Linked DNA regions of Homo sapiens: region 2 is linked to region 1. A link is a loop called in an ENCODE intact Hi-C map of the cell type or tissue named here. Cell type or tissue: breast epithelium. All regions are shown on one strand. Each heading gives the region's core, and the rest is flanking DNA. Links, peaks and the distances in the headings are about the cores only. Region 1 overlaps RPL39L (ribosomal protein L39 like). Region 2 has its middle 25 kb from the start of RTP1.

What was found. Peaks named below come from ENCODE experiments on the same cell type or tissue, not always from the same donor. Only the 100,000 strongest peaks of a DNase experiment are listed, where the experiment ranks them.
Region 2: it touches region 1 in a loop (23-fold over the local background); 64 of 110 quality-filtered maps call a loop at or near these places.

Annotation. Positions count from the first base shown.
Region 1 is chr3:187,115,657-187,124,429 of GRCh38, reverse strand. It overlaps RPL39L (ribosomal protein L39 like), which reads left to right. Exons shown (of 3, transcript NM_052969.3): 3 at 3,102-3,482. The coding sequence starts at 3,130. The coding sequence ends at 3,285. It also overlaps the pseudogene RPL39P19. Among named protein-coding and RNA genes, the nearest start is that of RPL39L, 19 kb to the left of the region's middle. In breast epithelium, for the core only: no CTCF peak of the experiment used is centred there; no DNase peak of the experiment used is centred there.
Region 2 is chr3:187,168,467-187,177,239 of GRCh38, reverse strand. No RefSeq gene overlaps it. Among named protein-coding and RNA genes, the nearest start is that of RTP1, 25 kb to the left of the region's middle. RefSeq lists enhancers at 1-303, 515-1,345, 1,346-2,177, 5,896-6,397. In breast epithelium, for the core only: no CTCF peak of the experiment used is centred there; no DNase peak of the experiment used is centred there; H3K27ac peaks cover 1,309 bases.

The DNA of each region.
Region 1 (8,773 bases), core at 1,393-6,392:
CTCCACATGTGCTTTCTTTCAACTGCAGCAGGCCTTCCATTTATGATCACTTAATAAACTTCGCCTTTGCATAGGCTATCCAGTTTCTAGAATTTGCCCAGTTTTTTTACTTGGTACCATGATTTCCCATCTCTCAATTTTCTGGAATGAAGTGTGTATCTCCAGTACTTAGGATCTATATTATACTGTATTTGCAGCCTCTAGACTAATTAGATAACTTAGCATATAGCCAGAGGTATGTAATTCAATATTTTCTTGAGAAAATTGAACTCCTTGAGGTCCTCTGAATCACCTGAGATGTGTGGGGCAATTCCTAAGTGTAATCATTCCTTTTAAGGTAAAACTGCCCTCATAACCATTACTATTGTACTAGAATGAGGACTACTGACTTACTGGCTATAAGCTTATTTCAGTTGGCATTATAGCCAGTTCTTTCAGTTCTTTCACTGTCTCCAATGCAGATAGCAGATATCTCTTTGAGTTTCTTTTTAAAAGTTTCCATGAGAGTTAGTTCTAGCTAAGAGCTGTATGTCACTGGCATTGAGCTTTCAGGAAATACCTGGTCAGAGCTTCTAGCCCAAAGTGTCTCCAGAGGTGAGCACACTATCATCCTCTTCATTGGAAATGAATACTTGGAATAGTACAGTAAACTATTTGTCCTACTGTAGTTCTTTATCTTACTACAGTAGATTTTTCTTACAGAAGACTTTCAAACAAGATTGGCTTCAAGAACCCTAACCAGTACAACCAGGGTTCCCAAGGGAGAGGGTGTTAAGACTCTGGGTTTGTTGGCAACCCAGTCTAGTTCTTTCCCTGTATTCTTGAAGACTTTTTTTCTGAAGTGGTTGGAGCCAAATAGTCACTGATAGATTGTATAGAGGGAATTAATATACAAAGGGTAGAACAGGGTCTGCTAGATAGCTAGCTAAAGTCAGCATGTGGTCAATTTAAGATGAACTGTGATTGGTAGCTAAAAGTTCTTTGCTGCTAATGTATGGGAAGAAAATAAAAGGATTGGGCAGAAATAGTAGTGTACTTTCCCTATCTTTATCACCCATTTGGCATTTTCAGGCCTATTTGTTATTCTCGTAACCTGTAGACTCCTACAAGGATACTTGCGGCTTAGTTTTCAATGTTTTATATTTCATGAAACATTTGTATCTCAACCACACCCCACACTATACCCCAACTTAGTTGCCTACTCATCTGTTACTTGCACATAAAGTCTCCTGCTCCTGAAAGTTCCCAGTGGGAAGATGTACAAATCTGGGGACACTGGCCTCCCCACTAGGGCAGTTGTCTCAGAAGTGTCTGAAGTTTGGATATTAGGGTTGAAAGGCAGACAGTATAATTAGCACTCTTATTTCTTCTGGTATTTCCTTACCATGATATTTATGGGTTGCCCATCAATTTGGACTTTTTTTCCACCCCATTTTTCAATACCTAGACTAATAGGTATTTCTATTGAGAACTTCCTTTTTCTCTTTTTTAAATTTTCCTCTATTTTCTTTTGGTTATTTTGAGAGCTGAAATTCACAGAAGTATCCTAAATTATCTTTTCCAAAATTGTTATAGCAAAGACTGCTAGTTATCTACTCTGCTATTCATTCTTCTTCCTTTTTCTTTAGCAGAACCTGATTTGTGTGGGGTTAGGGGCATCATGTGCTCAGCTAAAAAACTATAGTGCCCATCCTTCATTACTGCTAAGGATGGCAGTGGAACACAGTTCTTGCCAATAAGGTGTAATCAAAGGTATTGAGAGAGATACCTAGTAAAGCTCCTTAAAAGCCGGTAGCCTCACAGCATGTACTCTTTTGCCTTTCTTTCTTTCTTTCTCTTCTTCCTGCCTGCATGTTAGGGGAGATGCCAGACATAGAATAAACATCTCACAACAGTGAGCCATAAGACAGAAACCAAGATAATAGCTTGGGTCACATCTGAAGAGACTGGGTTAGACACTGTGTGTGAACTCAGACAGTCAGAAACAGTCATACTTTTTGCACACTACCACTATCCCCATTATCTTAGAGTTAAAAAAAAATGCCTTTGTCATGACAGATCCATACTGTTTGTATATCTCCAACACTGTTTGCAGTAAGACTTTACTGCCATCATGTAATTACTCTCACAATCTGAGATGTAGACATTATTTTGCATCTGAATCATTAAAAATAACTACTGTGTCTCTGGCCCCAGGTTGATGTTCGTTAATTATGGAGGACCCAAGATCTTTAAATGGAGTGGTAGCATGCAATTCAGTAGATGGCAATGTGGTCAATTTTGATAATTAGATAAAAATATTAGTATGCACAGCCAGTGGCTTTTAAAATAGTAGTAACATGAAAGTACCGTGAGATAGTTTTACAGCAAATCGCATGTTTTAAATGTATACATTCATATTTTAAGTGTTGTGGGGATGAATTACTTGTTTTATAGGTTTCTATTTTCAACCATGTTTTCCTGTTCTGTACTATTTGCCATAGCAGGACACTGGAAAAGATTTAAGACCTCCAAATGTAAAGGGTTATTGAGAAAGAGTTGCCAAAAAAGGGTCACATATTAGTTAGATAAGTTGTAGTTACAAAATAATATCTACAATATCTCAATTTATAGAAAGACAATATTCTGCATGTACATCTGTCTTAACTGGAAGGCTCTTATAATATCAAGTTGTTAATATTGGGGCTTTTTCTAGCTAGATGGGATAATAGTTTTTTTTAGTGTTCTATTGCTTTAATTTTTCTGTAATGAACTGGTATTACCTGTTCGTAACTTTTTTAAAGTTGAAAATAATTCCTCTTGATGGACATTTAACAAGAGAAGCAGAAGTATGTTGCTGAGAAATGAGTAGCATCAAGTCAGGAACAGTAGGAACAAAGGGACTCCTGCCTTTGCTGCTGATCCACCAGAACAGCCATCAGACTCCTCAGACCGCTGCTGGCTCCTGAGCTGCTCCTGAGCTGCCTGTGGGATCCTGAGTGGCAATGAGCCCTCGCTGTGGCACTAAAGATCCTCTTTCTTGTCTTGTTATTTCTTCATGTTACCTTATCCTATCCTATGGTAATATTGTCTCTGTCTCTCTCTCCCTTTCTCCGCCATAGTGGTGTGTGGTTGACTCTGTTTCTCGCCATGTCTTCTCACAAGACTTTCACCATTAAGCGATTCCTGGCCAAGAAACAAAAGCAAAATCGTCCCATCCCCCAGTGGATTCAGATGAAACCTGGTAGTAAAATCAGGTACAACTCCAAAAGGAGGCATTGGAGAAGAACCAAGCTGGGTCTATAAGGAATTGCACATGAGATGGCACACATATTTATGCTGTATCAAGTTCACGATCATCTTACGATATCAAGCTGAAAATGTCACCACTACCTGGACAGTTGCACATGTTTTACTGGGAATATTTTTTTCTGTTTTTCTGTATGCTCTGTGCTAGTAGGGTGGATTCAGTAATAAATATGTGAAAGCTTTTGTTTCAAAAATGTCTCTGTCATCTTTAAAAACTGTCCCTTCATTTATTCGGTAAACATCAGGATCTGTGCTGTATGCCAAACCCCTGGGTAATGCTGAGGATAAATGCTGAGCCAAATAGACCTTCAGCCTGTGGTGAGAGGGATAGATGCTGCTCAGATCATGCAGATGTATAAATGGGACAAAATGAGATCAGGACTACAGAGGAAAATAAGATACAGAGAAGGTAGAGTTCCTGGGCAAGTGGGGAGACCCACTTTATGCCTTCAGTATGTGTTCAGAACTCAATATAAGTTAAGACCTATAGGAGGCACGAGTCAAGTAAGTGAAGATTGTCATAGGGAGAACAAGTATTTTAGGCAGAGGAAACAGCATGTTTGAAGGCCTTGAGCAGCAATGAGCACATTATGTCCTTAGGGAAGTGAAAGGAGCATAGAAAGGAGCTGGCTAGAGCGTAGAAAGCAGAGGGAATGACTCTAGGTGAGTTTGCAGAGCTAAGTAAAGGCCAAACCACAGAGGGCTTTATAAATCATTAGAACTTTGTGCCTTTTTCTCCTAAGCAATCAGCAACCATTGAAAGGTTTTGAACTGAAACCATACTTCAATCAGGTCAGTTTTCACACTGGCTGTATTATGGAAAATGGATTTGAAAAAGAGACAAGAATGGTATTGGATGGAACAGGAGGCCATTGATAAAGTGCAAATATCAGTGACCAGTAAAGGGCCAGTCACAGATTTTGTCATTTATATTGCTACTCTATTTAAATAGGACATTATGCAGAAGCAGTAGTAGGCCATGGTCTAGAATTTGTAACATTTCTAGCTAGCAGTCTCTGCCTGTCTTCTTCACTCTTCTCTACATGTGGGTTCTTGTGTTTGCCATAAACTTCTGGACAGCGGTCATGTCTGAGAGTTATGAACTAAGAGTTATGAGATAATCTTTTTGCTCTTCCCAAAGTATTGCAGCCACAGCTATTAAGAGAATTGAACAAGTAATGAGTGCTTATGATGTGCCAGGCACTATAGTGGGCACTGGCATATGGAGTGAGTAAAGACAGAGTCCCTACTTTCATGGAACTCATTAAACTGGGAGCAGATATTAAATCTTGCAAATAAGTAATTACAAACTGTGAAGTGACTGTGTCTACTTGCCTTGTCAGTTACTAAAAAAAATCTTAAGGAAATAATCTTCATGGATCCCAGTCCCACGGCTACCTTGTATGATCATGCAGTTTGGCTGTTAGACAAAGATGGCTGGCCAAGGGAGTTAATCAGGACTACAACTCTGCTAGAATTCCACTTGCCAAGCCGCACCATTGTGCAAAGCTACATCCGCCCAGAGGGAAGGATACATTTTTCTTTGTGCTAAGGTGTCATGTAGGTCAGCTTCATCTCTCCCTCTGATATCAGGAGTGAATTCCCTATTCTCAAAATTGAATGGGAGGCTTTGCCTCATAAATACGTAGCTGCCCTGAGCACAGAAGTGTATAGGAGGTGAAGGTCTAGGAATGAGTGTAATTTTATGCTTATAAAAAAATGGAGTACACTCAATTCTCCATATTCATGGTCCCGCATCTGCAAATTCAACCCACCACAGATTAAAAATGTCCAAAAATTATAATACAGTAATAAAAAATAATACACATAAAAATACAGTATAACAATGATTTATATACCATTTATATTTTATTAGGTCTTATAAGTAATCTAGAAATGATTTTAAATATACAGAAGAAGTGAATAGGTTATATGCAAATAAGTATGGCCATTTCATATAAAGGACTTGAGCATCTGTGGTTTTAGTATCTGTAGAAGTCCTAGAACCAATCCCTGGCAAATAACAAGTGATGACTGTACAAAGAAGGCCTCGGACATAGATACATTTTTAGTACATAGATAATTTTTTTAAGTGGGCCCTTCATCTTCAGGGATTAGATCAATGTTGTATAGACCTAAGACAACGTGTCCCAGTGGTGGAACAGTGGAGGAAAAATCTGGTCTGTGCATCACGAGATGGTTGTACTAGGGTTAAGAAAATTAAGGGAATCATACTGGGAAAGCTATGATGGAAGAGGAAGGAGGAGCCCATATATAAAATCGAGTATTGGTTTCTATTCTTTTCTTTTTTTTTTTTTTTTTGAGACAGTCTTGCTCTGTCGCCCAGGTTGGAGTGCAGTGATGTGATCCTAGCTCACTGCAGCCTTGAACTTCTGGGCTCAAATGATTCTCCCACCTCATCCTCCTGAGTAGCTAGGATAACAGGTGTGCACCACCATGCCCAGCTAATTTTTTACTTTTTATAGAGACAGGGCCTCACTGTGTTGCCCAGGCTGGTCTCCAACTCCTAGCCTCAAGCAGTCCTTCCACCTTGGCCTCTCAAAGTGCTGGAATTCCAGCCATGAGCCACCACACCCATCTTGGTTTCTGTATCTTGAGTCTAGTTAATTGAACAAGGCTTTACTCCCATAATCTTAAGATTCCTGACTCAATTTTGAAATAATGGAATCCCTGCTTGTGGGAGTGATCCTGTTTCTGGGAAGAATTCTTCCACAATAGAAACAAAAAGCAAAGGACTAGGATTCGGGTAGCTTGAAGTTATGGCTCTTCCCATCAGTTTTATGATGTTGGACAACTGGTAGAGAACCTCTCTGGGCCTTAATTATTGTATTTCACCTGGATATATCAGACAGCCGACTTCCTCACTGAGTTACAAGGCTTGAATGAGATTGAAAACAGCTTCATAAACTGAGGCAATAAAACAAGGTTTTCATAAAATGCTACTTTAGAGTGTCAGAGGTCTGACTCTGAGCTGAGTTGAGCTGGGTGGGTTGGCTGAACCTCTCTACCTTGGTATGGTCTGTTTCTGAGTGGGGGTTTGGGCTCATCTGTCTTTAGGCTGCACCAAGGGCTGTGACTACACGCTAGCATTGATGATTGAAAACATTTTAATAATTTGCCATAAATATCCAAGACAATAGGTAGTTTTCTGATTCTAATAGATTATGTTCTGAGCATAGGCCATCTGTCACCTAATGAAATCTGAGGTCAATTATAGAGAATTTTTCCTCCATTTGATGGGACCCATAAAATTTAGGTCACTCTCAAGCACCAGCACCAACCTTAACAGAGAGCACATATCAAAAGATACAGATGTCTTTTGTTTGCCACATATCATATGAGAAAATATACTTGAAATTGTAGGATGATGTAAATGGGTATGTTCAGTATAGGTCTACATTTGATCCAGCAATCCCACTACGGGGTATCTACCCAGAGGAAAAAAAGTCATTATACGAAAAAGATACCTGCACACACATGTTTATAGCAGCACATTTCGTAATTGCAAAAATGTGGAACCAACCCAAATGCCCATCAATCAATGAGTGGATGAAGAAACTGTTTTTTATAGATAGATAGATAGATAGATAGATAGATAGATAGATAGATAGATAGATGATAGATGGATGATGGAATACTACTCAGCCATAAAAAGGAATTAATTAATGGCATTCGCAGAAACCTGGATGAGATTGGAGACTATTATTCTAAGTGAAGTAACTCAGGAATGGAAAATCAAATATTGTATGTTCTCACTCATAAGTGGGAGCTAAGTATGAGGATGCAAAGGCATAAGAATGACACAATGGACTTTGGGACTCAGGGGGAAAGGGTGGGAAGGGAGTGAGGAATAAAAGACTACAAACTGGGTGCAGTGTATACTGCTTGGGTGATGGGTGAACCGAAAATCTCACAAATTACCACTAAAGAACTTAACTTATGTAACCAAACACCACCTGTTCCCCAATAACCTGTGGAATTAGAAAATTTTTAAAAAATGTATTAAATCCACTCTTTGGAACTCAGATAACATCTCCAGAACACCCCAGTGCTTTGTTCCCAACATCCTTTCTAAGTCTGCACCAAACAGCACAGGCACTCTCTTCTCCTCACGTATCTTCCTTGATCATCACTGAAACTCATGTAGAAGGATGAACTGGAGAGCCGAGTGCTGAAAACCCCTCACAGCTGTCTTCTCTTCTCACAGCCTTTCATCAGAATGGCATCACACTATCTAATTTTCCCCATCTGGTAGGTGAGAAACGGTATCTCAGTATAGTCTTAATTTGCATTCATTTGTTTGAGTGAGGTTGAACACCTTTTCATATGTGTAAGGGCCATTTTTATATCGTGTTTGTGTGTGTGTGGTCTGTTCATGTTTTAAGCCCATTTTCATGTCATATTTTTGGACTTTTTCCTCTCCATTTTTAAGAGTTCTTTATATATTAGGGATATTAGCCCTTTCTGATGTATGTTGCAAATTTTTTCTTCAAATTTCTCCGTTGTATTTTTACTTTGTTTATGGTATTTTCCCACACAAAAGGTTTTTTATGCAACAAAATTTATCAAATTGTTTTTACTATATCGAGATTCTGAGTCATAATTAGAAATCCTTTCTCTATACCCATTTTTTAAATGAATTTGCCTCACCTTTTCTTCCAGTATTTGTTTCTATGCATTAATGAAATTATTGTCTAGATATAAAAACCCCAAATATTCTATAAAATAGATCCTAGAACCAACAGGTGAGGTTAGCAAGTCACAATATATATGGCTAATATTCAAAACACAATTGAATTTCAGTATTATAAAAATAAATGATTGGAAATTAAAAATTTTAAAATACTACCATAGTACCATTTACAATACATCAAAAAACAAAATACTTAAGAATAAATCTAACAAAAATATGCAAAGGATTGTATGCTGAAAACTGCAAAACACTGCTGAAAGAAAGCAAAGCCTTAAATAAATGGAGAGATATACTGTATTCATAGATTGGAGAACTCAGTAGTGGTAAAATGTCATTTTTCTTCAAATTGACCTATAGATTTAACACAATTCCAATCAGAAACATAATAGGCTTTCCTGTAGAAATAAGTTGATTCTAAAATTTATGTGGAAATGCAAAGAATGTAGAATACCCGAAATAATTTTGAAAAAAGCAACAAATTTGGAGGGTTCATACTAACTGATTTTAGTTTTTTTAATTTTTAAAATTTTTTGTAGAGATGAGGTCTCCCTATGTTGCCCAGGTGGATCTCAAACTCCTGGGCTCAAGTGATCCTTCTGCCTTGGCCTCCCAAAATGCTAGAATTACAGACATGAGCCACCACACTGGGCCCTAACTGATTTTAACACTTATGGTAAAGCTATAGTAATTGAGCTAATGTAGGCTTGGTGAAGTAAGATAGACAAGTAGAATGAAGAAACAAGACAGGAAATTTAAAAAATAGATCGATGC
Region 2 (8,773 bases), core at 1,288-6,287, 53 kb before region 1:
CAAAGGCAGGTTATGCTATAGTACAAGCCACTAGCCCGCCTCTTAGAACCTCTCATTTCCTTTCCATCGTGGAAATCTATCCTCAAGGAAATAACTTCTCAGTGTTCCATCTGCTATTCTACTACTCCTCAGGGATTATTCAGGCCCCCTGCCTTCCCTACACATCAAGCTCAAGGATTTGCCCCACCCAGGACTGGCAAATTAGCTTTACTCAACATGCCCTGAGTCAGATAACTAAAATACCTCTTAGTCTAGGCAGACAGTTTCACTGGATAGGTAGATTCCTTTCCTACAGGGTCTGAGAAGGCCACCACGGTCATTTCTTCCCTTCTGTCAGACATAATTCCTCAGTTTAGCCTTCCCACCTCAATACAGTCTGATAACAGACAAGCCTTTATTAGTCAAATCAGCCAAGCAGTTTTTCAGGCTCTTAGTATTCAGTGAAACCTTTATATCCCTTACGGTCCTCCGTCTTCAAGAAAAGTAGAATGGACTAAAGGTCTTTTAAAAACACACCTCACCATGCTCAGCCACCAACTTGAAAAGGACTGGACAATACTTTTACCACTTTCCCTTCTCAGAAGTCAGACCTGTCGTCAGAATGCTACAAGGTACAGCCCATTTGAGCTCCTGTATAGACGCTCCTTTTTATTAGGCCCCAGTCTCATTCCAGACACCAGACCAACTTAGACTGTGCCCCCAAAAAAACTTGTCATCCCTACTATCTTCTGTCTAGTCATACTCCTATTCACCATTCTCAACTACTCATACATGCCCTGCTCTTGTTTACACTGCCGGTTTACACTGTTTTTCCAAGCCATCACAGCTGATATCTCCTGGTGGTATCCCCAAACTGCCACTCTTAACTCTTGAAGTAAATAAATAATCTTTGCTGGCAGGACTATGCTGAATCTCCTTAGGCACTCTCTAATCAGATATCCTGAGTCGTCCCAATTCTTAGACCTTTTATACCTGTTTTTCTCCTTCTGTTATTCCATTTAGTTTCTCAATTAATCCAAAACCATATTCAGGCCATCACCAATCATTCTATACGACAAATGTTTCTTCTAACATCCCCACAATATCACCCCTTACCACAAGACCTCCCTTCAGCTTAATCTCTCCCACTCTAGGTTCCCACGCCACCCCTAATCCCGCTTGAAGCAGCCCTGACAAACATCGCCCATTCTCTCTCCATATCACCCCCCAAAAATTTTCGCCGCCCCAACACTTCAACACTATTTTGTTTTATTTTTCTTATTCATATAAGAAGGCAGGAATGTCAGTCAGGCCTCTGAGCCCAAGCCAAGCCATCGCATCCCCTGTGACTTGCACTTATATGCCCAGATGGCCTGAAGTAACTGAAGAATCACAAAAGAAGTGAATATGCCCTGCCCCACCTTAACTGATGACATTCCACCACAAAAGAAGTGTAAATGGTCGGTCCTTGCCTTAAGTGATGACATTACCTTGTGAAAGTCCTTTTCCTGGCTCATCCTGGCTCAAAAAGCACCCCCCACTGAGCACCTTGCGACCCCCACTCCTGCCCGCCAGAGAACAAGCCCCCTTTGACTGTAATTTTCCTTTACCTACCCAAATCCTATAAAACGGCCCCACCCTTATCTCGCTTCGCTGACTCTCTTTTCAGACTCAGCCCGCCTGCACCCAGGTGAAATAAACAGCCATGTTGCTCATACAAAGCCTGTTTGGTGGTCTCTTCACACAGATGCGCGTGAAAACTATGTTCAGCTGATTTTTGTATTCTTAGTAGAGACAGGGTTTCACCATGTTGGTCAGGCTGGTTTCGAACTCCTGACCTCAGGTGATCCACCCACCTCGGCCTCCCAAAGTGCTGGGATTACAGGCGTGAGCCACCACACTCAGCCATGCCTAGGCTGTTTTTACATCTCATGCTGGGAGGAAACTGACAGACCCTACTGCTGTTTTCCTCCCACCCCAGACAACTGCTTTGTTCAGTGGTTGTGGCGAGTTAGAAACCGGGGATGGCATGGCCTAGAGAGAGGAATAGGGGGAGGGGAGTGTCAAATCTGCTATTTGACATCGTCATGACCAGCCTTGCCATTTTGTTTCACAGGTCAAAGTGAGTGTTATCGCCCGAAAGTTTGTCATTCGAAGCTCCTCCATGTCTCACTTAGTGAGAATTTTTCCAGACATTGGCAAGTGGTCTGTTGCCATCTTTAATTCTCAATGCTGTGGCAAAATGTGTTTTTACGGCCTGGTGTGGTAGCTCATGCCTGTAATCCTAGCACTTTGGGAGGCCAAGGCAGGTGGATTGCCTAAGCTCAGGAGTTCGAGACCAGCCTGGGCAACATGCTGAAACCCCGTCTCTACTAAAATACAAAAAGTTAGCCAGGCGTGGTGGCATGCACCTGTAATCCCAGCTACTCGGGAGGCTGAGGCAGAAGAATTGCTAGAACCCGGGAGGTGGAGGTTGCAGTGAGTCGAGATCAGGCCACTGCACTCCAGCCTGGGTGACAGAGCGAGACTCCATCTCTTAAAAAAAAAAAAAAATGTGCTTTTACGCATTTCGGTGGGAAGTAGAGATGGAATATCAAGGATGGTTAGAATGATGGTACATTCCCATGTTTTAAAAAGAGACGGTTGGCAGCCCGGAGTCTGGACTGAAATGAGGAGAAACAGTAAAGTGGCTTTTTGAAGGCCATAACTGAGGCAGGAGAATGGCTTGAACCCGGCAGGTGGAGGTTGCAGTGAGCCAAGATCGCGCCACTGCACTCCAGCCAAGGCAACAGAGCAAGACTCTGTCAAAAAAAAAAAACAAAAACTTTCACTTTGGAGTGAGGCAGACAAAGCTGACTCCACCACTTAACTGGGCCTGTAACTTTCAAGGAGTTGGTATCCTCTAACGCCTTATTCCCTCTTTTGGCTGCTGGAGGGAGGCAGGTAATTATTGCTATCTCCCAGGGTTCTTATGAGGATAAAGGAGATAAATATATGGAAATTTTACATTTACTCTTAAAACCTTGAGGTGAAACCACAGCAGTGAGCAGGAAAAGAGGGAGCTGCCCTCAGGGCAAATGCTAATATCAACACAACAATCCAGAGCTGGACTTTGAGCAGAGGGAGAGCAGAATCAACTCAGGTTCCCGGATTATGCCTGACACAAGGAAAGGGATTAAAGGAATTGCAGGTCTGTAGCTGTCCAAGGCTGTTGCAAACACAAGCCCAAATCTTCTCTGGAAGAAAGAATCCTGAATTCAGCAACAAGGTTTTCCACAGACTGAAATAAACTAAATCAAGGATTACAAAACCCTTCTCTCAGGGAATGCATTTCCAGTCAGCTCTCAACGCCATCAGGGACTTGGCCCAGAAGGCTTCTTTCCAGTGAATGAATTCTGTGCACGGCAGGATCTGTCTTCTCCTCGGGCTTTGATCTGGGGCAACCTGACCTCAGTTTCTCCTTAGAGGGCAGCCATGCTTGCTAACATTTTGATGCCCCGGACTATTCTGTTTAGCTAATGCATTGGCTTTGCTAACAATCAGATTTTACTTTCTGTTGCTATGGGTTTTTTTCTTCTTTTTTAGATATTTTGCCTGTGATCTATATAATTTTATGCCAGAAGACTTGGACTCAAGCATTAAGATGTAAGTGGACATCTGGTGTGACTCAGTCTTGCCTTGTAGGTCTGCTTATAATTAGAAAGAGGCATACCTACATTATAGGGATATGGGTGGGCTTCAGTTAGTACACAGGCTACAGCATTTATATTAATTCATACATAACTTATTTCACACCAACAGCCAACTTAAATCTCAGTATTGTATTATCTGTAAACTCTCAGGTGTTTTCATTATGAAGACTTGATGCCCTATGGAAGTCACAGTCCATATAGATCAGTCTCTATGTGGTGTCATGTTCAAGATACACAGTATAAGAGCCAGAAAAGCAATTATAGAAGAATTTTATTAACTTGCTTTTCCAAAAGAAGATGAGAGTGGATCAGACTCACAAGTTGTAGCAACACTTCTCATATTCCTATGTCTCTTCCCCTCTACTTCTTCCCTTCTGTGTCCCCCAGCACCTTTCGTTTGCTGCCTCCCCCTCTCCACCATGTTGTTCACCTTCAGCCTCCCTCGCCTCCACTTTTCTCACCTCCTATCCCTCCAACTTTCTCCCTGGGTCATTCTCCCTGCCATAAAATCCTTCTTGATCCATTCTTACAAAAGTCTGTAGAGACTGGTCTAGCAATGACAAATGTAGGGAGTGAGGGATGAGAAAAGCATGTGGAAGAGTGGGGAAAGGTCCATCCAGCAATTGCATTCACTTTGGTGGAGTGGGGGGAAAAGGGAAATTTGTGGATAATCCCTGATGAATATTAATTTTTATAACAGAGTCTTATGCCTATAAAAGATAGATATTTATATAATTATAAATGTATGTTACTTAGTGCTTCATATTATTATTATAATAAATATTAAAAGTAATTTATGCCCCAATGTTCTTTTTATAAAAAAGTTTAAAGTAGCTTTCAAAGATGCATACAACATAATAATATGTTCTATTTTTAAAACAGTCAAAAATATCTAACAAAATAATACATGCATTTCCCTTTGACCCAGCAATCCTATGTCTAGAAATTTATGCCTAACATATGTTGACAAAAACAGAAAATGATATACACAAATCGCTATTCAGTACTATGTTGTTTGTAGCAGTCGGAATTGGAAACAACCTAAACTGTACGGCATACCTTACCTATGGTAAGATACAAGAGGAATAAAATATGAAACACCACCCAGTAAAGAACTATGGAGCTAAACAAAAGAATGAGGATAATCTCTATAAACCATTATGGAGTGATATCCAGGATAGCCTCTCAACTAAAAAACAAAAAAAGGAAAAGAAAAAACCAAGGGGCAGAACTGTATATAAAGATTGCTACCTTTCCTCGAAGGATGAAAGATACATATTTGACTATATTAAAAATAAATGGAAAGATAAGTTAAAAACTAAGGAATATTATTGTTCACTGGGGAGGAGGGAACAGGGTAGAGGAGACACAGGTAGAACACAGATATTTCTAAATGTGCTTTGTTGTGTTGTGTTGTTTTGGGTCCATGTTATTTTTTACATAATTATAAAACAAAAAAATTGAATTTTTAAAAATTCTGAAAACTTGGGGAAAAAATTAACCTAACATTATGAAATCTGTGGCTTACTCAATGGTGAATTATTTCAAATGACTTTAAAACATAATAATTTGACTGTTTCCATATATCTCATGGAGGCTGAAGTGTGGGGATGGGGAGTAATTACAGTGTTATTATTTTTATTTTAATAGGGTAAGTAACACATTGTATTAGTGCTTCTATTAATGTTACTGGGAACCAAGATTTTTATGGTAATCAAAAAGAGATTGGAAATACATAAAATCTAAGATGGTAAATAAAAATTCCTATTATCTGAATTTGAATTGGAAATATAAGTATTATATCATAATGAAATTGTATTGCCCATAAAAATTATGAACTTCCTAACTTTGTCTATTACACAGACCTGAAAGAAATAAATCATCAATCCATTAGCAACAAGTACCTCTCAGCACCTGGATCACCAAAAGTGATCAGAACTTTCTGGAAAAATAATTCCTTCAGATATAAGTCAATAAATGTATAAAATGAGCCTGGAATATTTTCTTGTACCAGATTTCAAAAATTCCTATTGTCATGTCAAAAGACAAAAGGCAAATGAAACTAACCTGAAGAAGCTTTCACTGGCCAAAAACAAAATAATTGGATCATCAAAAAGAATAATGGCCACAATTCATTGAAGTACATCAAATATGCTAAAAATCCATAAATTAATAATGATATTTTAAATAAAAAAAACCAACTATTTATTTCAAAAATAGGCAAGGGAAAAATATTACATATTTATCTTGGCTTCCTTATGTAATCTGCATTTTGTGATAACCAAATAATAGTTGAGGGGAAGCTATTCTTTAGAGAAGAATTACAATTAATAAAAGAAAAGGGGCCGAGGCGCAGTGGTTCACACCTGTAATCTCAGCACTTTGGGAGGCCAAGTAGGGAGATCACTTGAGGTCAGGAGTTTGAGACCAGCCTGTCCAATGTGGTGAAACCCCATCTCTACTAAAAATACAAAAAAATCAGCTGGGCCTGGTGGAGCACACTGGTAATCCCAGCTACTCGCGAAGCTGAGGCATGAGAATTACTTGAACCCAGGTGGTGGGGGTTGCAGTGAGCTGAGATTGCGCCACTGAACTCCAGCCTGGGTGACAGAGCAAGACTCTATCTCAAAAAGTAAATAAATAAAAAATAAAAGGGAACAATAGGATCAGAATATCACTATTTTGCAGTCCTAATGAAATAATGATAAAGAAAAAAATCTAAATCTGCTAAACTCATTAATTAAGATGTTGTGGGGAACTTTATAGTGGATGGGTCAGGCTGACACCATCTGATCTTACTGATCAATTAAGAAAAGAAAGGCAATCAGACATCACGTGTCTCCTAATATAACGCTGCAGGAACAGTCCAACACTAGCACTGAAATAGTCACATTAAAAAATCCAAATCTGGCTGGGTGCGGTGGCTCACGCCTATAATCCCAGCACTTTGAGAAGCCAAAGTGGGTGTATCACGAGGTCAGAAGTTCGAGAACAGCCTGACCAACATGATGAAACCCTGTCTCTACTAAAAATACAAAATTTAGCTGGGCATGGTGGCGCGTGCCTGTAATCCCAGCTACTCAGGAGCCTGAGGCAGGAGAATCGCTTGAACCCGGGAGGCAGAGGTTGCAGTGAGCCTAGATCGTGCCACTGCACTCCAGCCTGGGTGACAGAGTGAGACTTCCAAAAAAAAAAAAAAAAAAAACATACCTGATCAGGCCTGTAGATAGTCTAGAGGAAATACGAAGTATGAGGAAACGTCTCAGACAAAAACCACAAGAATGTATCACCAAAGTCCAAAATGTGAGCAATTCTACAAGATACATGATTTTTTTTCCAAATAAATAAATGGTAAAGAAGAAGAGGGGGAAGGAGGACTGCTATAAAGTTAAAAAGAATTGAGACGCACAACCCGATGTGATATGTGAACTTTCTGACTGAATCAAATCAACTATAAAAAGGCATGTTTGAGATAACACAGACAACTTAATTATGTACTAAATTAGATGATTTTAAGGAATTCTTTTTGAAGAATTATGAGGAATTATGAAGAATGATTATGAAGAATTTCAAGGAGTTGCATTTGGAAATTTGAAATTTAAAAAAAATTTTAATAGTAAAAACAAAAGCAGAAGGTAAAAGGGAATAAAACTGTAAATAAGATGGATCCAGGACTGGATTTGGGGCATAGATGTATACATGTGTTATAGGAGTACCACAAAACAAGCTCTATGTTTGCAGCTACCAATGTGAGAAGGGAGAGAAAAATAGTGAGAAAGTGCTCAGTACCTACTCAGCAAAAACAAACAAGCTTTTCAGGTAGAGCATCATTCTACTGCTAAGTCCTGAGCAAATCCTCTGCCCTGGATCATCACTTAAAACAAATCCAGGACAGCTTCCCTTTTTAATTTGATTGGCCAAATATTTAAATCCTTTACTCCATACCCCAACCACCTGAACTATATAAGACCAAAAGACCCCTCATCATTTAAGAAACATTTGTTGAACTCTACTATATTTCAGTATGTGTGGTAAGAGTAAAGTATTTATTTACAAAGAAGGCAGACTCTGCTGTCAGTGAACTTAGAGTCTATAGTGATTTGCTGGCATTCATACAACCATCACATCATGCCAAGATAGATAGGTCATGAGAGCGAATAACAAAGATCTCTGGAAGCGGAAGGATTCCTCTTCAAATTCTCAGGACAAGTTAAGGTTTCTTACAGAAACACCATAACTGTGTGTTGTTAGCACAAGATGGGTTTTGCTGGGGGTGACATTCCACATAAACCAAAGGCAGAGGTGGTCTGCACATCCTTCTGGGGTGCTTAGTACATGAGCTCCCCCCTTATCCAAGGTTTTGCTATCCATGGTTTCAGTTACTCATGGTCAACCATGGTTTGAAAATAGGTGAACACAGAGCAATAAGATATTTTGAGAAAGAGAGACCACATTTACATAATTTTTATTACAGTATATCTAATCATTGTTCTATTTTATTATTGTTAATTTCTTACTGTGTGTAAGTTTTGTTTGTTTGTTTGTTTGTTTCATTTTTTGAGATGGAGTCTTGCTCTGTCACCCAGGCTGGAGTGCAGTGGCGCGATCTCGGCTCACTGAAACCTCCACCTCCCAGGTTCAAGCGATTCTCCTGCCTCAGCCTCCTGAGTAGAACTACAGGCATGCACCACCACACCCAGCTAATTTTTGTATTTTTAGTAGAGATGGGGTTTCACCGTGTTGGTCAGGATGGTATCAATCACTTGACCTTGTGATCTGCCCACCTTGGCTTCCCAAAGTGCTGGGATTACAGGCGTAAGCCACCACACTCTGCCCACTCTGTGTAATTTATAAATTATCATATATCATATAATTTATCATAGGTATGTGTGTATAGGAAAAAACGTAGTATATTTAGGTTTCAGTACTATCTGCAGTTTCATGTATCCACTGAGGATCTTGGAATGTATCTCCCATGTATAAGGGGGGACCACAGTACAGAGACAAGCATTAAATTGGTATTTACAATTGACCATCAATCAGAAAAATTATACAAAAATTTCGATAGGCTCCCACAGTGGTAGAGATGTTTATAGGGTTCG